Linked DNA regions of Homo sapiens: region 2 is linked to region 1. Evidence: chromatin loops called from intact Hi-C (ENCODE). Cell type or tissue: Caco-2. All regions are shown on one strand.

Region 1 (8,000 bases):
ACCTCTACCATGTATGACCATGTATGACCATGAGGACATTAGCACCAGACTGTCAGGGTGCCAGAGTGGCTCCTGCATGTACTAGTTCTGGAACTTGGGCAAATTACTTAATCATTGTGCCTCAATTGCCTCATTTACAGAGTAGTGATAATATAACACCGATCTCATAGGGCTGTCATAAATGTCAAATGAGTAAATGCATGCTAAGTACTTATAGCAGTGCCATACAAGCAGTAGCTGTAATTATTACATTTGTGTTTCTTTTATATTTGGGTTAATGGCTCCCTTATAGTGAGGGTGGGTATACAAGAAAGAGTGACAAGACTAAAGGTTTAAAAGAAATGGCAGAACCAGACAGCAGGCTGGTTTTTTTTTTGTTTTGTTTTGTTTTGTTTTGTTTTTTTTGCCGGAGTCTCCCTCTGTCGCCCAGGCTGGAGCTCAGTGGCGCGATCTCGACTCACTGCAAGCTCCGCCTCCGGGGTTCTCGTCATTCTCCTGCCTCAGCCTCCCGAGTAGCTAGGACTCCCGGCTAATTTTTTGTACTTTTAGTAGAGACGGGGTTTCACCGTATTAGCCAGGATGGTCTCGATCTCCTGACCTCGTGATCCGCCCGCCTCGGCCTCCCAAAAGTGCTGGGATTACAGGCGTGAGCCACTGCGCTCGGCCGGAGGCTGGTGTTTTTTTAAGGTTAATCATCAATTTATTCTATGTTAGCAATGCACTCATTTTCAAAACAATATTTTTCTATTTATGTATCTATCTTCCTTTTAAACAGTACACATTTAAGTTTTATATAAGGAATAAATTCATTTTATTTGTTTTTCTCTGCTATTGACAGTTTTGTTTTTTTTTTAATCTTGTGCTGGACTCCTGCAGGAAAACTAACATAAATCCATCCATCAACAGTATTTGAAACAATTAAAAATTATATTGTTTAAAATTAAATCTGTTTAAAATAGATGTCTGATATTTGTACATCATAGGAATTTAAAATTATTTCAAGAACAATGGTAGCCAGGAATACTCTTATAGCACATCAAAGCATAGTTTCTCATGGCATAAGTCTGAGCTATTTTAGCCCCTTATCAGCAATGCAAGTTCTTAACGAACTGATAGTTTTTAGATGAGCTTAACTTCCTTCCTCTTGCCAAATATGTTGTTGCCATAGCTATCTCCTTTACAGCAGTGATGTTATTTTATTAGCATGAGCTTAAAAAATTCAGTTATTTCTGTCTGTCAAGACACAACATACACATTCTCTCAAAATTTGCAATTTTCTTTTTTTACATGCTTTACTTAATTTAATAGTCAATATGAAATCGTTTTACAAAGTAAGCCAGTTTCTTCACATATCTATGGAAACATTTGGCAGTTAAATTCTCCTGGCAGGTACACTAGCCAGTTCAAAGACAGAGAGTCCTTGGGATGTATTTTCTATTGCTGAGGAAGCTGGCTTGATTTGAAGGAAAAAAAAATCCAAGTCAAATCATCCTTTCAGAGTTTTATGTTATAAAATTCTGGGGGATCTGAATCAAAGGTTACTTATTCTTAGGTAAATGTGATGATGCTTTTTGAGAAAAATCTTGTTTTTAAGCTTTTTTAAAACTGCTTCCGTGGAATTAAAGTGTTCTGGTGATTGTTAACGATAATTTCTCAGGAAGGGTTTCATGGGTTTATAGGTAACTCCCCTAGGCAGGTATCTGAGATCAAATCTACAGATTCAGCTCCCTAACTCTTGTAATGCAGTGTCCAAACTGATAGTTTGGCTACCCAAACATTTGTCCTGAAACAGCAGCATGGGGCACTAATGCCAGAAAGTCCCACAACCAAGAGAATGGCCTTGACTCCGAACCATCAAAAACTCAGTAATATTTAAGAGAGGAAGTTGAGGGCTGATAAGGTTTGGCTCTGTGTCCACACCTAAATATCATCAAATTGTAATCCCTACATATCAGGGGAGGGGCCTGGTGGGAGGTAATTGGACCCTGGGGGAGGATTTCTCCCTTGCTGTACTCATGATAGTCAGTGAGTTCTCACAAGATCTGATGGTTTAAAAGTGTGTGGCACATCCCCCTTGGCTCTCTCTCTCTCCTGCTCCACCACGGTAAGATGTGACTTGCTTCACCTTCACCTTCCACAATGATTGTATGTTTCCTGAGGGCTCCCAGTGATGCTTCTGTACAGCCTGTGGATCTGTGAGTCAACTAAACCTATTTTCTTCATAAATTACACAGTCTCAAGTAGTTCCCTATAACAGTGTGAGAGGAGACTAAAAGAAGGGCCTTGACATCCATCCCTTCCTCCTGATACATTGAGTTCTAGCCTTATAGCTGATTAGATCTCTGAAATGGTACATTCTTGAAATTCATTATCTCAGCCCTCAGAATGATCATCATCCTTGCTTTTATAATTATTCCCTCAAGTTTTAGAGGACTTTTATAAAATTAGGATATTTGAAAATCACCCTAACATTTTAGGAAAACTTACCAATGACACTTCTGTTATGATGATGAATGGCCCAAATATAAGAACCCATCTGACAATGTTTTGCTAGAATTTAGCATGAAGAAAAAATACTTTTGTTGAAGAGTCACTGCTCATTCTTTGTTCATTTATTTATCAAAGAAATATTGGCCGACTACCATGGGGGCCAGAGTCTGTTCTGGATGCTGGACATTCACTACTGCTGTCAGAAAACTCACTGTCAAGTCACAGAAAGATATAGGAAAAGCTGACGCTATGAGGAGCCAGGGAAGACTGGAGACTCAGGAAGAAGTCTATAGCAAGAAGTGGCATTTGGCAAGGTGTTTCATCATAAGTAAATATTTGTATGTAGAAGAACAGGAAAGGGCCTTAGGGACAGATATTAGAGCTTTGGCAACAGCACAGATGTGAAAAGTAAACAGTGAGAAAAGTTATGTGCAGTTGAGAGAGAGAAGTTCCATGTGGCTAGTAAGAAACACTAGCAGGAGCTGAGGTTGAAAAGGATCTCTCAGGGTAGGTCGTAAAAAACTTGGGATGCTAAGCTCCACAGTAAGTTTTACTCTGTGGATGAGGAAGGGTCCATAATGAACTTAAATTTAAGGCGAACAACATGGTCAGATTTATGAGATGAACTGTTTGTGAATTTTATAATGGAATAGACTGTTATTGTGCTTTGAAAATTCCTGTATTACCAGGATGTAGAACAGATTCAAACAAATAGCATATGCTTAATTACTATCTGTTGAGTCGAATGCTTAGTTATGAGGCTGCAAGAGTCTAAGGGTAGAGATACAGAATAATGTTGGAGTTCAGATATATTTTACCATTGATTCCTCTTTTGGATATTGACATTCCCATAACTTTTTCCTTTTCCTGAAGGCTAGGCAATTCAGAGCTATGCAATAATTATATGTGTTCCTCACAGTTGGCATGCATGCTTCTTCCTTTTTGTGGCTTTTATTTTCTGTTTCCATTATATTGATGTTAACTCTTTTGTAGCTTTTATCATAGGCCACCTCAAATATGTTTTGGAAATATGTTGAGTGTAAATGAACCCATATTTATTTGGAAACTTTTAGGTTAACACTGCTTTCGTATTTCAGGCCTATTCACATGGAAATGACCTTAAAAGATGCTCACAGCCACCGGCTCACCCTCAATGATGCGCCCCCTAGAGGAGGCCTGCAGCCCACTCAGGCAGGCTGCCAGTCTTATTTTGGAAGACGGCAATGGCAAAATGCATTCTCCTTGTTATGTCCACTTGTCTTTTTATTTTTTTGTGGTTTCAGAAATATACAAGCATTGAGTTGTCATGTACAGGGAAATTGTCTAAATGCAGCTTTAAAAAAATGATATACATATCAATTAAACTCTTTAACCTTCTGGGATTTCTTCCCAACTTTAAGAATCTAAATATTAAAGGTAATCTATGGACAATTCAGTCTGCACCATGAACTATAATCACATAAAAACTTCAATTATCAACACTTATGATCTGAACTTGCTTTTTGGTACAATAGAAATAATAATAACCTAAAGTGTTATTTGGCATTGTTGAAGGCACCTCAGTATGCTGATATGCTTGAGAATCACAGCTATGCAGGAGCCTACGGCAGGTTGAAATAAGTGACAGCTTTGAAATCAGGAAATGTGGTCCTTTCAACATCACCTTCGCACCTCATTCACAGTATAATTGGGAAAGTCATGCAATCTCCTGAAAATCTTACTTCCTCATCTGTTAGACAGAAATTATTCTTTCATAGAATTATGAAAATTGAAAAAATGTGTATAAAAGTATCCCAATACAGTATACTGTATAAAATTGTATTTTAAAACTGATGTAAGTGAATTATAGAAATTCTGGTTATGGGACATTGCATTTAACATAGTCAGTAAATTTACTGTAAAATTAATATTTTCATTATGAAAGAGACATATATTTTACCACTCTATGCCCACTATTCATCTATCCTGAATTAAACTTGGCTGAAAAAGTTAAATTTAAAAAAAAGTTTGGTTTGAAGAGCAAGTATTTCCTAAATGTGATAGCTTAATGATAACACTGAGTTAGTTCTAATCTAACATTAAAGGAAGAAACATGTACACTTACGCTTTGGATGGGACAAATTTTTGTTATTCACATTTGAAATTCACTTTAGTTTTAGCACAATAAAATTTAATAATTTATTAGTCCCTCATAGCACTCTGCTGAGAAGTGAATGTCTTGTCAAAGGATCAGTTCAAAGTAGCTTTACTTCCTACGTTTAACTAATTTAAAACTGCCTTACCTAGGCCGGGCATGGTGGCCCACGCATGCAATCCCAGCACGTTGGGAGGCCGAGGCAGGCGTATCACGAGGTCAGGAGATGGAGACCATCCTGGCTAACACGGTGAAACCCCGTCTCTACTAAAAATACAAATTAGTCGGCTGTGGTGGCAAGCGGCTGTAGTCCCAGCTACTGGGGAGGCTGAGGCAGGAAAATGGCGGGAACCCGGGAGGCGGAGCTTGTAGTGAGCTAAGATCGCGCCGCTGCACTCCAACCTGGGCGATAAAGCGAGGCTGTGTCTTAAAAAAAAAAAAAAAAACTGACTTACCTAATAAATACTAAAGTAGTCCTCCCTCCAGTTTCAGTTTTTTTTTTTTTTTTGAGATGGAGTCTCGCTCTGGAATATGAAAAATCTTTAGAATTTTATAAAAATCTGATACTGCAAATATTATTACAAAAAGTTCAATTAAATTAAACATTTTTGTGGTAACATGGTACTGACAACCATCATCTTGTTATCAAAATATATTTGAAAATAAATCAACCTCTAAAGGATTTTTTAATAGTAGAAATAATATAAATTTTTTTTATTGTTATACTTTAAATTCTAGGGTACATGTGCACAACTTCATGTCCTTTGTAGGGACATGGATGAAGCTGGAAACCAACATTCTCAGCAAACTATTGCAAGGATATAAAATTGTTGTTTAAGCAGACTACCTGTTTAAAAGAGGATGAGAGAAGAAAATGAAGTCTTCATGGCTCTGTTATATAATCAGGGTGAAGCAATAATTTAAATAACTCAACAACATTTATAAAAACTCAGGTAGTTTTAAAAATTGTCCATTCCCTATATATGCATAATGTAACATAGAAGGGGCTATTCATCATATAAGGCATCTTTTGAAAGCTGAAGAGGGAATGAAGTGCATTTTTATTTCAAATGACAACCATAATAAGAGACTGCATCATATTGTTGTTTTTTAAATGAATACAACTTGGTTCCTAGATATATAATAAGAATCAACTGGGTAAAGCTAGAACTAAACAATTTTAAAGGCATAAGAATCTCTCAAGTCGGGAAAAACAAATATTTGGAAACTTGGAGGGAGGAAGAGATCCCACTCTTTCTTCATCCCCACATTTATTTAAAAATTCCACTGGTTAATTCTCTAAGGAATTCTCTTAGGGTTTGGCTTCCATGACAATAAGCTCTCTTTGTTTAGTTTTAGTTTCTTTCAAAAAATGACAAGCTAATACCACAGATAAAGAGGTCAGAAAGAATGGACTCACAGGCAAGTACACTTTTTAAGTAAAGTGACAAAGCAATACCAAGGGCTTTGACACTTGAGACGGTTCCTGAGTGGAACGACAAGGTGTTCTGTAATTTTACTGAAGTTGATGAGATTATGCTTTCTACTACTTTGGTAGTTTGGGTGTCTGACATTGTGAATGTTTGCATATTTTCACGTTAGCAGAGATACAAGTATTAGGAAACAATGAAACTGGAATATAATAACAATCAAGTGTTCTATTGCCTCTTCTAAAACATTTGTTTAAATGAAGAAAGTAGCAGGCATGTGGCCAAAAAACTATACATGTATACACTAAAGAAATGTTCCAACAAATAAGAAAATTGGTCTTGTTGCTTTCAGTTATTCTGTGTTGATCAAAACGGGGAAATAATGTCCGTTTAAAGCTAAATAAAATATAAATTCCAAATAAAGCCATGCAGAGTAACTCAAACAGTATTTCCCTAGGGTCAAGAATTATGGGTTCTTTTCACAATGTTAAATATGCAGTTGTTTGTATTCTGGGTCTGTTTCTCCAACCTTAAAATGAATTGTTTAAGAACGAGCTCTAATTTTTCTTCAAGCCCTAAGATCATATGACTAAGGAGAAATGATATCCGCATGCCTGGCATGAGTTCTGCTTTTCTAAGTATTTATTATTATTATTATTATTATTATTATTATTATTATTATTGGGCTTGGACTCAAGTGCCTGTTGCATTTGTTATCTTAGGCTTATAGTGGTTTTCAATCTTGTTGGTCTCAGGACTCTCCTATGCTCTTAAAAATTATTGAGGACTCCGAAGAGCTTTGGTTTATGTGAATTACATTACAGTACATTAAAGCTTAAGTGATCACCAATGTTAAGTATCACTTGCCAGTTGCTACCTAAGCTCTCCAGTAACCTTTGGTCTCATCAGTTTTAGCATGATTCAAACTGATCTTCGAAGAAAGGGAGCTAATTTCCTTACTGTATCATTAGGTTAAAGACTGTGACTTCAGCTGCTTATGTTTATGCTTTTAGCCAGATCTAGTATCTTTCTCTGGGTTATTCTTTAGGCAGGTTTTTGCTAACTTCGTTAAACAGATCAACAAAATATTATTTCTCCTGTGTCTACTATGTAAATTATCTCTACCTCCTCTTACTAAAAGAGGATGGAACTTTTTGTTCACATATTTTGAAAGAAGAAAAATGTTAGTTTTAAATTTTAATTTTAAATTACAAAAATTACAATTTTACAAACACAGAGCTGTGACAAGTCCCTATTTTAATACTTTTAAAAGGCATTATAGTTATTCCTTCATCTTTAAATTTTATATTTAAAAATGTTTTCCAGGCTGTGTAAAGTTTGAAGGCACTGTATTTGCTGAAACAGTCAAATTTTATCTTGGCAGTAATTGCTTCTTTACGACTTGTCTGCCTGACAGTGTAGTAGATGATCTCTTGATATGTAGTCTGAGGTTGCAGACTCCTAAAGCTGTCTGTGGCTACTCACAGAATTCCTCGCACCTACTCCACCACTGCTTCTGTGAAATTATATGTTCCTTAAAGTGTGTCATGTAATTGTCCTTAGTTCTTCCTTTGCTCATGGTCTTTGTGAGAACAAACTTCAAATGTATTCAATGGAATTGATGTGGCTAGGAAAATGTATAGACTGCCGTCATTGCTACATTAAAATAATAATCAATTTCAATTCTACGGGGTACACATTAATGGATATGGTTTGGTGTGCGGTAATTTCCCTGTAGTGAAAGAGTATTTTTCTATTATGTATATCAAGGGGCCTGAGTCTTTCTTAGGAGCAACTCTCTATCATACAAAATAATCATGAACAGATGGCTTTTGTTCTGTTTTAGAATGGCAACAATTATGTGTGTGATATTTTCAATAGCGTGCAGTATAGAAAGGAAAAGAAAAATATAATTGCAAACTTTTGTTAGTGCTACTTTTGGAGCA
Region 2 (8,000 bases), 580 kb before region 1:
ATGAGTTGGATTCAGCTTCCTGACAGGACCCTGACTGCTGTAAGGGGAGTACTTTCCAAAAAAACAAACTTTTGAGTTTTCAGAAAACAATCATCTTCCAGGCACTCAAACATTGGGAATGTCTAATTTCACACTTGGTCCACCTAGGACAGGCCGTGTGGCTGTGTGTGATGAGCACTGGAAAGGGAGTGGAGAAACTCTTTGTGACCTCAGATAAGGCCCTCACACCATCCTATGGACTGTCTTCTTCTTCTTCTTTCTTCCTTTTTTTTTTTTGGAGACAGAGTCTCACTCTGTTGCCCAGGCTGGAGTGCAGTGGCGCGATCTCGGCTCACTGCAAGTTCCGCCTCCCGGGTTCACGCCATTCTCCTGCCTCAGCGTCCTGAGTAGCTGGGACTACAGGCACTGGCCACCACACCTGGCTAATTTTGTTTTTGTATTTTTAGTAGAGACAGGGTTTCACCGTGTTAACCAGGATGGTCTCACTCTCTTGACCTCGTGATCTGCCCGCCTCGGCATCCCAAAGTGCTGGGATTACAGGCGTGAGCCACCGCGCCGGCCATGGGCTGTCTTCTTATCTGCAGTTGAGAACTGGTTACCCGCTGCACTGTGTGACTGTGGAGGGCACAAGATGCACCATGTGCCAAAGCACTTCGAAAAATATGAAGAGTTAAGCCATGAAACCCTGTGTGGTGTTTCTGTGGCTCTGTCCATGTTGTGCTGTTGATCCTCATTCTTTCTACTCCCCGTTCTACTAGCTGCTCTTTATGATTTTGCATTTCTGCATGTCATTAATTAAAGTTTAGATTTCCGTTTTAGTTTAAATTAATTACAGATATCCTGGTAGTATGGTTTTGTGATTGGGTGACTGGGTTTGGACATATGCGGTGGCAATTCTTGCTGGTTCACACTCCCGCTGACGCATCTGTGACTCGATCTTTGGGACTTTGGGCCCCGGCATGTGCTGTGTAGCTTCTGGTGGGCTTTGTTTCCTTATGGATAAAATCATAATAGTAACACCTACCAAGTATTCCTCACAGGGATGATGTAAAGAGATAATGAAAAAGTGTTAGAGCATTTTTGAAATCAATAGGAACAATATCATTATTAGGAACCCCAGTGGGTTTCAGTTTCCTCTTCTACAAAATTGGAAATATAGAATGGAAAGTGTTGAGAGGTCCATTCAAACATCAACATTCTTAAGATTTGTGTCTCACAGTTTTGAGAAGATTTTACCAAAGACAAAAAATGGCATTATTAACACACATCTTCTATGAGCAATGCATGGAAAAGGTAGGTATTCGTAAGGAGATAAAGTTAAAAGGAGGTCATATAAGTGGGGGCCTAACCTAATAAGACTGTGGCCTTATAAGAAAAGAAAGGGAGAGAGATTTACACACACAGCCTTCGAGGAAAGGCTGTGTGGAGCAAGAAGGTGGCCCTCTGTAAAACAAGAAGAGAGTCCCCAGAACCCAGCCATTCTGGCAACCTGACCTTGAACTTCCAGCCTCCAAAACTGTGAGAAAACAAATATTCATTGTTTAAATCACTCCATCTATGGTATTTTTGTTATGGTAACTCAAGCTGGCTAATACATTTAGATTTGTTATTATAGATTATTAACAACTTTGAAAATTTTTCAGGTCTTGCCTGGTACAGTGGCTCACGCCTGTAATCCCAGAACTTTGGGAGGCCGAAGCAGGCAGATCTCTTGAAGTCAGGAGTTCAAGACAAGCCTGGCCAACATGGTAAAACCCTGTCTCTACTAAAAATACAAAAATTAGCTGGGCATGGTGGCAGGTGCCTGTAATCCCAACTACTTGGGAGGCTGAGGCAGGAGAATCATGTGAACCTGGGAGGCGGAGGTTGCAGTGAGCCAAGATCATGCCACTGCACTCCAGCCTGGGTGACAGAATGAGACTCTGCCTCAAAAAAAAATTCAGGTCTAGGGAGAGAAGATAATTAGGCATGTCTCAAAAGAAAAAGGACTACGCTATAATGAGTTTAAATAAAAATAAAAATGTAACTTCTCATACCTCACTATTAATTTTCCTTTCATAAGATGCGTCATTGTTTGTCCTCAATGTAGAAAAATTGGTTCTTGTGGGAGCTAGCCTAATTTTGAGAGAGTGATTTTATAAAGCTATCTAAAGGTAATTTTCTATTAATCTAACATGATTCATTTTAGAACACTAACTCTGATATCTAATCCAAAAAGCAGGGTATATGTTAAAAGGCACCCAGGATTGGGAGCCAGCTGACCTCATTTCTAGTCTTGCCTTGACAAATACTGACGTTGTGACTTTGAAGAAGTCATTTTATCCCTCAGGCCTCAATGTCCTCATCTGAAAAATAAAAGATTAGTACTCGAATGGTGTCTGGGGTCCCTTTGAGTTGTCACACTTTATAAATGTGTACATCAATGCATTGTAAGTTTGCTAAAGTAATGTTTCAGTCTGAAAGATGCCATAGGCTGTTATAGGATGCTGTAAAAATAATGCTTATAGGTCTTCTAAGAATAGGAAAATATATTAATTGTACTTTTATTTTTTTAGTGTGTTAATTTCATTCCCCTAGAATAGAAAATAAAATACTATACTTTTAAAATTACAAGACAAAAGGGACAAAATCCACGTGTTCTTTTTTCAAGAACATTTTATGCAAATATGCCATTTAAAAAATGTTGCTATACTACCCACCATACACTAGGTGGAAGCAAAGAGTAAGTTAACGTGTAAAAGTTTAGACAGTATTACGGTAAACGAACCACAATTTTCTGGATAGTAAAGGTCATTAAAATTATAGGTTATATTTCTTTTTTAAAGATGCTAATTAGAAAAGAAAATAGCAAATAACACTGCCTACTTAAGCCTTTGATACTAAGATGTACTACTGTTTAAGCCAAATCTTTAAAAAATTTTTATAAGAAAAAAATTATATTTAATACTTTCAACATTTATTTTAGATTCAGAGGGTACATGTGCAGATTTGTTACCTGGGTATATTGCGTGATGCTGAGGTTGGGAGTACGACTGGTCCTTTCACCCAGGTACTGAGCATAGTACACAATAGTTTTTCAACCTTTGTCCTCCTCCTTCTCTCCCCCGTCTATGGTCCCCAGTGTCTATTGATGCCATCTTTATGTCTATGAGTACCCATTGTTTAGCTTCCACTCATAAGTGAGAACATGCGGTATTTGGCTTTCTGTTCCTGCATTAATTTGCTTAGAATAATGTAAGCCTAACCTTTACTCTCCTTATAGACTCTGGCTGGTACCATAAAAAATTAAATACTAAATCCTTTATCTTAATTTCTAGAATCTGATTGGTCAATAAACATAATGAAATAACCAGTCAAATGGTTCTATTCATAGATCTCTTTTTTTTTTCAAAAGCTTACAGAGAAAATGCATAATAAATTCAAAAAGGAATTCTCTAAAGCTTATGCTATTTTGAATTCAGTGATGGGAAGGAAATTTACCTCACTGCATATGATTTTACATGTCACTTCTTTAAAAAGTTGTATAGCTACTTCTTCCTCTCAGAATTAATTGGGTCTTATGCTACAGTTTCTAAAATGTGAAATGATGGGGTGATTGCCATGTTACAAGCCTAAACATGACTTATGTTTTCAGGCTTATAGTGAATCAAAACTCAGTTTAATACCAGTTTCTATGCAAAGTGAATTGCTCAGAGCTACCCTTGAAATGCTTCGTGTGGAAAAAGAAGAGCCTCTTTACTGGAGAAAAGCATTCTGAAGTTGTCTGTGTAGTGGCATGCAAGTGATACACTCTGTGCAAGGATAACTTCTGCATAGTGTTTTAGAGAAATACATTGTTTAGAGCACAAAATAGCATCGTTTGTGAAACACCTGGTAGTCAATGCAAGGTGTGCTAACAATTACTTAATGGTGAGGCTGCAACTGATATTGAGAGAACTATTTTTGGGGGGTTATCATCAGTATAAGCAGCCCTTAACAATCTTTGTAACCTAGGGGCAATCAATCATTTAGTTTCTATAGGGGCTCAGATTCCTGATGTGTAAAATATGAAGCCAAGGCCAGATCATCTTTAAGTTTCAGTGGTTACTTTCTAAGATTCTATAACAGTTTTTCCACTATGGCCAAGACAGAATGAATAAACTAGATTTTCAAAATTAGAATTTATCTTCTCAGCTTGGCTTTTTTTCCTCTTTGGTGCATAACAGAAAAGTAAAAATGGGAAATAAATAATATATGTGAAGAGGTTTGGGATCATCACTATGTTTGTTGGTGAATTCTGCCACTGATTGCGTGGGGAACTAAGAAGTGAGATTTTCTTCACCACTACCCGCAACATTGACACAGGACCTAAGCACATAAAACAAGCTCGTTCATATGTATAGTTTGGGTTTTGACAACAGCATTAGATGCTCACAGCATAATAATTTATATGCTGGACATCTTTGGGCAACTTAATCTTCTGAGCCTCATTTCTGTAAAATGAAACTACCAATGACTTAAGAAAGCAGCCCTGAGAATTAAGCTAAAGACAGAAATCCTCATTAAAATGCCCTAGTAAGGGGAGAAGTTGTGGGCAATGCTGTCAAATATCCATGAAAAATGTACATTTCCAGACAAAATGGCAGCTCCTCTAATTTACTGGTATTCTTCAGCTCTAAATTTCATCAGTCCTGTTCATCAGAAAGAATAACAAGAGAAACAGAAGGAAGTACTACAGAAAATGAGTATATTTTACCTATCCTAGGTAGTAGAAAATTTTGAGCATTCTTACATGAAAATTCAACAATTTGAACTCATTTTACTGGCCTGTATAAAATAGAAGTTGTGGAACATTTTATTTGGTATTTAATTACTTTCACGTATTTCTGGTTTCTTTGGCATTGTGCTTTTTCTGTTGTTGTTGATTTTACTTTAAGTTCCAGGATACATGTGCAGAACATGTAGGTTTGTTACATAGGTATACATGTGCCATGGTGGTTTGCTGTACCTATCAACCTGTCATCTAGGTTTTTTGTTTGTTTGTTTTTTGAGACAGAGTCTCGCTCTATAGCCCAGGCTGGAGTGCAGTGGCACGATCTTGGCTCACTGCAACCTCTGCCTCCCAGGTTCAAGCCATTCTCCTGCCTCAGCCTCCCGAGTAGTTGGGATTATAGGCACGTGGCACCACGCCTGGCTAATTTTTTTGTAGTTTTAGTAGAGACGGGGTTTCACCGTGTTAGCCAGGATGGTCTAGATCTCCTGACCTCGTGATCCGCCCACCTCGGCCTCCCAAAGTGCTGAGGTTACAGACATGAGCCACCACGCCTGGCCCTGTCATCTAGGTTTTAAGCACCGCATGCATTAGCTATTTCTCCTAATGCTCTCCCACCCCTGGGCCCACCCCCCGATGTTCCCTTCCTTGTGTCCATGTGTTCTCGTCGTTCAACTCCCACTTATGAGTGAGAACATGGCATTGTGCTTTATCCACAGGGATCATCCTATCAGCATGGGCTTGTCAATAGTTAGATAATCTTTCAAAGTTCCCATTAACTGTCACTTTTTAAGATGTTTAGTTCAATTCTGTGGAAAGTGGGAATTAATCTAGTCAAGCATATTCTTAACTTTCAATCACTCCAGAAAAACATTACAGAATGATAGAATCCCTACCACATGCTATGATAAGCTATACAAAGGGAACAATTGGCTTTTTCTTCTTAGCTATAATGGTCTAGCAGGAAGGGCCCTTAGCATTGTTATTTTCTGTGTAGTTGTTTCTCCTGTAGCATACTGTATGTAAAAGTTAAACATTAATACCACTTGGGACTTTTACAGTGCATTTAATGGGCTCAGCATGTCTTAGAGCCAGTCTCTGAGAGCTGCAGTATCTTAACAGCACTCCTAATGGCAGGTTACTCTTTTTCTATTATATTAAAGACCGAAGGTGAAGGGAGAAAGAGGGTAAGTGGCTTATAAATGATTATCAGTACAGGAACTAGACTGAATACTTGGGCCACATTTTGACAGTTAGTCCAGACATTCAATCACAGATTTTGGATCATTGTGGATGTCTATGATAGTAATAACTTCACAGTAATAGTCATGGATAATGTAGAGAGTTTAATGGTACTTCTGCTTATAATGCTTCCAGAAGTTCTCAGTACTTAAAACATAAGGAAAGTTACTTATTGCTGTCATTACTATTACGTACAAATTAACAATAATGACCTGCACTTGGGTAAAGGCTGTACTTTGGACTTTAGAATTCAACTATTATATTAATACTCAACTCAGTACTAAGCAGATATAAGATTTCAATAAATATTTGTGGATTTTTTCAAAGAGCTTCTAAAGTAAATATTAGCTCACTTGATTTCACAACAGCTTTGGGAGAAAGATTGGGTGGGTGTCGTTATGCTCATTTTCTGTGAATTGGATGAAGACTAATAAAATGGACATGGTCTTGGAGTCATAGGAAAACTTGGGTTCTTAGTCTGTTCTGCTCTTAATAGCTGTGTGATGTTGGGAAATTACTTGACCTCTCTGAGCCTCAGTTTGTTTCCGCAGAAAAGTAGGGATATTACCATCAAACAGTTATTTTTAGGAATAAACGAGATTATCTATGCATGTCTCTAGCTCAATGTTACTAATCAGGATCCTGCACTTAATAAAAGACAAAAATGAGATAAGAGGTCATGTTGGCTGACTTTGGGCCAGTTGCCCTTTGCATTAAGTCAGATTTAAGGCAGTAATTTGCTAGTCATTGTATCATGAGCCATGGCCCAAACACTTGACAGACTTTGAAGATTTGTTATTACTTTGCCTTATGGAAGCCTAAAAAGTCATGATCATAAAACAATTAACATTTCTGCTGATCTGGAAAAAATGTCACTCGAATTGAGATGGATGTTCCTTTTTAAATTTTTTCTGTTGTGGGCTGAGTGTGGTTAAGGTGAGTTTTTTGAGATGGCACTTTTTAGATATCATTTCAGTTTAATATTCTATATTCCTCCTGTGGCCAGAAATACTCAGTAACTCCTTAACTTTAACTCTGACATATTATCAGTGTGTCAAGATGGAAACCAGTTGCTGCTGAATCTCTGGCTCAAGAGATCGTTAAGCAGATGCTAGAAACAGAAGCCAGGCTTCTGAGACAGACGCTGGGCAGCGGATACTTTAAGCTACTGAATGAACATAGGATGGCTGTGTTAGGTAGCTTGGAGGTAGTGGTGAAGGAATAGCTTTTTATAGTCATGACTGTTGAGGTCACCTCCATCCCTGAAATTACATGAAAATTTATGAGCTTCCTAGGCTTTTGTTCTTTTGATGCTCAGACAGGCTTCTCTACTCTAGATTGAAGTCTCATGCATTTTCCACTAACTTAGAAGAACAGTATGGCATAATGGAAAAAGCATTGGTTTCCGATGAGCTGTGTAATGTTAGGTAGATCACTTAGCCTCTCTGTGTCCTTTTCTCAATGGTATAATGGTATAATAGAAGTTGAGAAGATCAATCGTGCTGACGTATTTTGATGCTTTGAACATTTAAAGTGCTAGACAACACTGGCTTGTAAAATAACTGATTACTAGCAGAAAGAGAAGGTTTATGCTGACTTATTTTTCAAATGCTCTATGACTCTTCTACAGTGTTTGGTAGACTGGCTCTAGGCTCAGCTTTGTGCCTATCTTAAAAAAAAGTACATAATGCTATACTGATTCATTCTTCTCATTGCCTAGGATTACATTAGAAAATAAGCTCCATGAAGGCAAATATTTTTGTATGTTTTATTCACAGATGTGTCTAAAGTGCTTATGACATTATCAGACATACAATAGGTGATCAGTGAATATTTGTCAAATGACAAAATAATTTGAAGTAAGGAGGCACAGGCATCTACTGTTGCTCACCTTTTGACTGTGTGTGTGTGTGTGTGTGTGTGTGTGCGTGTGCGCATGCGTAGGTGCTGAGGTGGGCATGATAATAAGTATATATCGTTACATATATTCTATCTCACTTTAAATGGT

What was found. A loop is a pair of places that touch in the nucleus more often than their neighbours do. Peaks named below come from ENCODE experiments on the same cell type or tissue, not always from the same donor. Only the 100,000 strongest peaks of a DNase experiment are listed, where the experiment ranks them.
Region 2: a loop joins it to region 1, with 2.8 times the contacts of the local background. A loop is called at or near these places in 2 of 110 quality-filtered maps.

The regions. Positions count from the first base shown.
Region 1 is chr6:64,501,856-64,509,855 of GRCh38, forward strand. All of the region lies in intron 26 of EYS (eyes shut homolog), which reads right to left. Among named protein-coding and RNA genes, the nearest start is that of SCAT8, 700 kb to the left of the region's middle. In Caco-2, a CTCF peak has its summit at 3,648 (motif pointing left); no DNase peak of the experiment used is centred here.
Region 2 is chr6:63,920,634-63,928,633 of GRCh38, forward strand. All of the region lies in intron 35 of EYS (eyes shut homolog), which reads right to left. It overlaps LOC105377836 (a long non-coding RNA gene), which reads left to right and starts at 5,465. Exons shown (of 3, transcript XR_942649.2): 1 at 5,465-5,937. In Caco-2, no CTCF peak of the experiment used is centred here; no DNase peak of the experiment used is centred here.